2 separate regions of the Homo sapiens genome follow, and region 1 is linked to region 2. A link is a loop called in an ENCODE intact Hi-C map of the cell type or tissue named here. Cell type or tissue: body of pancreas. All regions are shown on one strand. Each heading gives the region's core, and the rest is flanking DNA. Links, peaks and the distances in the headings are about the cores only. Region 1 overlaps PPAN (peter pan homolog). Region 2 overlaps OLFM2 (olfactomedin 2).

The links. Peaks named below come from ENCODE experiments on the same cell type or tissue, not always from the same donor. Only the 100,000 strongest peaks of a DNase experiment are listed, where the experiment ranks them.
Region 1: a loop joins it to region 2, with 3 times the contacts of the local background. A loop is called at or near these places in 38 of 110 quality-filtered maps.

What each region holds. Positions count from the first base shown.
Region 1 is chr19:10,111,806-10,114,556 of GRCh38, reverse strand. PPAN (peter pan homolog) reads right to left here. Exons shown (of 12, transcript NM_020230.7): 12 at 2,545-2,751. PPAN-P2RY11 (PPAN-P2RY11 readthrough) reads right to left here. Exons shown (of 13, transcript NM_001198690.2): 13 at 1-924. The coding sequence ends at 703. P2RY11 (purinergic receptor P2Y11) reads right to left here. Exons shown (of 2, transcript NM_002566.5): 2 at 1-924. Among named protein-coding and RNA genes, the nearest start is that of P2RY11, 1.5 kb to the right of the region's middle. RefSeq lists a silencer at 590-884 and an enhancer at 1,045-1,114. In body of pancreas, for the core only: a CTCF peak has its summit at 1,359 (motif pointing right); DNase peaks (open chromatin) are centred at 296, 726 and 1,376; H3K27ac peaks cover 1,943 bases.
Region 2 is chr19:9,926,086-9,929,098 of GRCh38, reverse strand. All of the region lies in intron 1 of OLFM2 (olfactomedin 2), which reads left to right. Among named protein-coding and RNA genes, the nearest start is that of OLFM2, 8.9 kb to the left of the region's middle. In body of pancreas, for the core only: no CTCF peak of the experiment used is centred there; no DNase peak of the experiment used is centred there.

The DNA.
Region 1 (2,751 bases), core at 252-2,751, 190 kb before region 2:
AGAAGGCCAGGGGCATGAGGCCCCGCATCACCTGGTAGCCCACGTAGGGCCCCAGCTCCAGGGCTGCTGTGGCCTGGGCTATGTCTGCAAAGCTCGGGCAGCGGGTGCTCCAGCGCCGCCGAGCATCCACGTTGAGCACCCGCATGATGTGGTAGGGCACATAGGAGCTGGCGTAGAGGGCCACACCACTGGCCACCAACGCTGCCACACGCAGCTTCTCGGCCACAGTCATGCCTGGGCTGCGTAGCACGGCCCGCCCGAGGGCGCCGTAGGCTGCCAGCGTGAGCAGCAGCGGCAGGCCGCAGCCCAACCCCGCCAGCACCAGGCTATACGCTCTGTAGGCCGCCAGCCCGTGGTCTGCTGTCCCCAGACACTTGATGCAGGCCTCGGGCCTGGCCACGCTGCAGTTGCCCGCCCCCTGCTGCGGCCTCTTCAGGTGGGAGAAGCTGAGTGTGGGCATGGCCAGCAGGGCGGCCAGGACCCAGCCGGCAGCGCTCACGGCCCAGGCGTGCTTGGGTCGCAGGTGGCTTCGGGCGAAGAAGGGGTGCACGATGCCCAGGTAGCGGTTGAGGCTGATGCAGGTGATGAAGATGACGCTGCCCAGCAGGTTGCAGGTGAAGAGGAAGCGCTCCAGGCGGCACGCGGCCTCCCCATAGCGCCAGTGCTTGGGGGGATAGAGGTAGGCGGCCAGCGGGGGCAGCGTCAGGGCGCAGAGCAGGTCGCTGACTGCCAGCTGGACAGAGAAGACCACGGCGGGGTGCCATGGGCGCTGCTTCCGGATGCTGAAGCGGTACAGGGCCAGGCCATTGCTGGCCACGGCCACCAGGAACTCAACCACCAGTATGGGCCACAGGAAGTCCCCCTGGAACCCACTGAGTTTGTCGTCGGCAGCTGCCAAGAAGTTGGCAGGGCAGGACTTGGCACCTGTGGGCAGAAGGTGTCACCAGCTGAGCCCTATTCCCCCATAAGGCGGCTCCTGCTACCCCAAGAGCCCACGTCTGCCATGGCGTGGATCCCTGGACACGAGTTCTTTCCCCTCCCTGGAGGGGGACCGGGCTCCACTCCTTTATGTGGACAGGATTGAGGCTCAGAGCCAGGGTTATGCATTGGGCCCCAATGGACCAGCTTAGGCGGGCCAGGCAGTCTTGGAGCTCAAGGTCCACTGGTAACACAGACAGCGGCCACCCTACTCCCCCACCACACCTGGCCCCACTAGAGGCCTCCTCCCCAAAGTCCAGCCCCAGCAAGGCCTGCCGGCTCCACTTCAGATCTGTGCCGTCCAAAGCCCCGTGGGGGTCCAGCCCCCACTCTGCCCTGACCTTGGCACCCGCCGCCGCCCAAAGCCTCTTCTCCCCGTGGCCACCAGAGAGCACCCGCGAGCGCTGGAGTCCTGCCCCATCCTTTTGCTTCCAGGTGCTCACACTTGGCCAGGGAGTTGCCGCCAAAAAGCCAGACTCACCCCACAAGGTCCCCCAAGAGCGCTCCCGCCCGCCATACCCCCCAGTGCCACCCTCTGTGCTCCGCGACTCACTCCCTCGCACCAGCCCACCCAGGCTTCCTGGCTGCTCTTGCAGACTTGTGCCTTGGTACCTTCGCACCCAGACTTTTTTTTTTGAGACAGAGTCTCACTCTCATCACCCAGGCTGGAGTGCAATGATGTGACTTCAGCTCACTGCAACCTCTGCCTCCCGGGTTCAAGTGATTCTCCTGCCTCAGCTTCCTGAGTATTTGGGACTACAGGCACCCACCACCACGCCTGGTTTAATTTTAAATTTTGCATTTTTAGTAGAGATGGGGTTTCCCCATGTTGGCCAAGAGGTCTCGAATTCCTGACCTCAGATCTGCCCGCCTCAGCCTCCCAAAGTGCTGAGATTACAAGTGTGAGCCACCGTGCCCAGCCACACCCAGACATTCTTGAGGCTCCTCTTCCCACGTCCGTGGTCCTGCCTGCGAGAGGCCCCAAGGCCACCCTAACCACTGTTGACAGCAGCCCTCGTGCCTCCACTCTCCCTTCCCTGCGTTATTTTCCCCCATACCCTGCGCCACCTGATGACGGTGAGAAAAATCTCCCTCCTTCGGGAGGATGGGGGGGCCTGCTTACCCATTACTGGTGCCAGTGCTCACCACAGTGCCCAGGGCACAGCAGCACAGGGGCACTCACTCCTTGTGCACCCCACCCCTGCCTCTGCAGGCTGGGGACAGGCTTCTCCGGAGGCGCCTCCCTGCTCCCAACGCCAGCCTGCTTAAGGAGGAAGTGTCGTCTAGACGTGGCTTTTTTTTGGAGACAGGATTTCACTGTCACCGAGGCTGAGGTGCAGTGGTGCAATCACAGCTCAGTGCAGTCTCGACCTCCTGGGGTCAAGTGATCCCCCTGCCTCAGCCTCCCGAGTAGCTGGAATCACAGGCTCGCATCACCACACCCAGCCTTGACCTAGGCTTTTTTTTTTTGAGATGGAGTTTCGCTCATTGCCCAAGCTGGAGTGCAATGGTGCAATCTCGGCTCATGGCAACCTCCGCCTCCCGGGTTTAAGTGATTCTCTTGTCTCAGCCTCCCGAGTAGCTGGGATTACAGGCATGTGCCACCAGGCCCAGCTAATTTTTTTATTTTTAGTAGAGACGGGGTTTCTCCTTGTTGGTCAGGGTGGTCTCGAACCCCTGACCTCGTGTTCCACCCCCCTCGACCTCCCAAAGTGCTGGGATTACAGGCGTGAGCCACCGTGCCCAGCCCCAGACCTAGGTGTTTTACCAATA
Region 2 (3,013 bases), core at 216-2,715:
GTCCTCCCTGCCAAGGTGGAAGCCCATTCTATCTCTTTTTTTCTTTTTGAGATGGGGTCTTGCCATGGTGCCCAGGCAGGCCTCGAACTCCTGGGCTTAAGCAATTCTCCTGCCTCAGCCTCCCAAGTAGTTGGGATTACAGGTGCACACCACCTCAGTGTGTCTTGCAACTTCATCCATCCAGAGTGCAGCCACAAACCAAGAAGTCACCAGGAAAGAGCAGAGAGTAGGGAGAGTAGATTCCATGAAGACTGTATACAAAAGCTTATTCTCTTTCTCTCTTTTTTTTTTTTTTAGACAGAGTCTCACTCTGTCGCCCAGTCTGGAGTGCAGTGGCACGATCTCATCTCACTGCAACCTCTGCCTCCTGGGTTCAAGCAATTCTCATGCCTCAGCCACCCAAGTAGCTGGGACTACAGGCGTGCACCACCATGCCTGGCTAGTTTTTGTATTTTTAATAGAGACGGGGTTTTGCCATGTTGCCCAGGCTGGTCTTGAACTCCTGGCCTCAAGTGATCCACCCACCTTGGCCTCCCTCAGTGCTGGGATTACAGGCATGAGCCACTGCATCCAGCCTGGAAAAGGTTGTTCTTGTTGCTCCTGGGGACCCAGTAGACTCTCGGTCCCAGTTTACTCTTACTTTACACATAGTTCCAACAATCCTGGGCAGCTAGTAACTAGCCTTGCTTAATAGATGAGAAGACAGGTGTCATTGCACAAGAAGAAAGAAACAAAAAGGCAAAGCCAGTTCAGCCATCAAATGAAATGGCAAATAGCTTCTCACTTTTTAGGCTCTAAGAGAGTCCTGGTGAATCCCAGGAAGAATACATGATGAGCACATGGTGAGCCGGGTTCTTTTTAAATTTTATTTTGTTTTTTTTTTTTTAAGACGCAGGGTCTTGCTCTGTTGACCAGGCTAGAGTGGAGTGGTGTGACCACAGCCCACTGTAGCCTCAACCTCCTTGGCCCAAGTGATCCTCCTACCTTAGCCTCTCAAATAGTTAGGACTACAGGTGTGTACCACTACATCCAGCTAATTTTTCTCTTTCTTTTTCTTTTTTTTGGTAGAGATGGGGGTCTCACTATGTTGCCCAGGCTGGTCTTGAACTCTTGGCCTTAAGTGATCCTCTTGCCTCAGCCTCCCAAGGTGCTGGGATTACAGGCATGAGCCACAGGGCCCAGCTAATTTTTGTATTTTTAGTAGAGACAGGGTTTCACAATATTGTTCAGGCTGGTCTCGAACTCCTGACCTCAAGTGATCCGCCTCAGCCTCCCAAGGTGCTGGGATTACAGGCATGAGTCACTGCACCCGGCCCACATTGTTTCTGTTCCTAATTTCTCTAGTAATTTCTATGAGAAAGACACTGATAGAGGCACTCACTCACTCAGGAGGGACGTGACACAGTCCGCTCTGAATGGCTGTCAGTTGCCAAATTTGGGAGACAGATGCAGCCGACACATGGTACAAAGTGCCAGATGTCAAGAGTCAAGTGGGCTTCCTGGGGGAGGTGGCATTTGAGATGGGCCTTGAAGGATGAGCGAGTGAAGACTGGAGGGTGGACACAGAAGAAAGTCATTGGTCATGCTGACAAGACCTGGTGGGTTTACCCTTATTTTACATGATTCTAACCATGTTTAAAAGAGGGGAAGTTTCTGGAAATGGGAACTAGGGTAAGTGTGTGGTTGATGCCTATGGTGGGTGCAGATAGGAGAAGGGAAGTGAGCTTGAAAAGGTTGTGATCTGACTGTAAAGGCTTCGAAAGCTGGGTTAAGGATTTTAGAATTTATTTATTCATTTATTTATTTATATTTTTTTCGAGACAGAGCCTCGCTCTGTCGCCCAGGCTGGAGTGCAGTGGTGCGATCTCAGCTCACTGCAACCCTCCCCTCCCAGGTTCAAGCAATTCTCCTACCTCAGCCTCCCAAGGAACTGGGTTAACAGGCGCGTGCTACCACGCCTGGCTAATTTTTGTATTTTTAGTAGAGACAGGATTTCACCATGTTGGCCAGGCTGGTCTCAAACTCCTGACCTCGTGATCTGCCTGCCTCGGCCTCCTAAAGTGCTGGGATTACAGGCGTCAGCCACCGTGCTGGACCTTATTTATTTATTTTTAGAGATAGAGTCTTGCTCTGTTGCCCAGGCTGGAGTGCAGTGACGCGATCACAGCTCACTGCAGCCTCAAACTCCTGTGCTCAGGCAATCCTCCCACCTCAGCCACCTGAGTCACTGGGACCACAGGCGTGTGCCACCATGCCCACATAATTTTTTTTGTTTATTTTTTGTAGTGACAGGGTCTCACTATATTGTCCAGGCCGGTCTTGAACTCCTGGGCTCATAAGATCTTCCTGCCTCAGCCTCCCAAACTGCTGGGATTACAGGCGTGAGCCACTGCACTTGGCCTAGAATTTAGTGAGCTGGTAATAGTGACTCATAGAAGAGGTTGTGCATGTTTAAATGGAAGACTTTAAAAATTTTTAATTGTGGTAAAATACACATAATATAAAATTTATCACTTTAGTCATTTATTTATTTATTTATTTATTTTTGAGATGGAGTCTCGCTCTCTGTCCCAGGCTGGAGTGCAGTGGCGCGATCTCAGCTCACTGCAAGCTCCGCCTCCCAGATTCAAGCGATTCTCCCATCTCAGCCTCCGGAATAGCTGGGACTACAGGCGGCCGCCACCACGCCCGGCTAATTTTTTGTATTTTTAGTAGAGATGGGGTTTCACCATGTTAGCCAGGATGGTCTCGATCTCCCGACCTCGTGATCCGCCCGCCTCAGCCTTCCAAAGTGCTGGAATTACAGGCGTGAGCCACCATGCCTGGCCTAGAATTTCCATCCTTTTAAAGGCTGAATCATATTCCATGTATGGATATACCACATTTTGTTTATCCATTCATTCATCAATAAATAGACACTGGGTTGTTTTCAGCTTTTTTTTAAAAAAAAGTCTTAATGTTACAGAGGAGGTCTCTCTCCATCACTCAGGCTGGAGTGCAGTGGCACCATCAC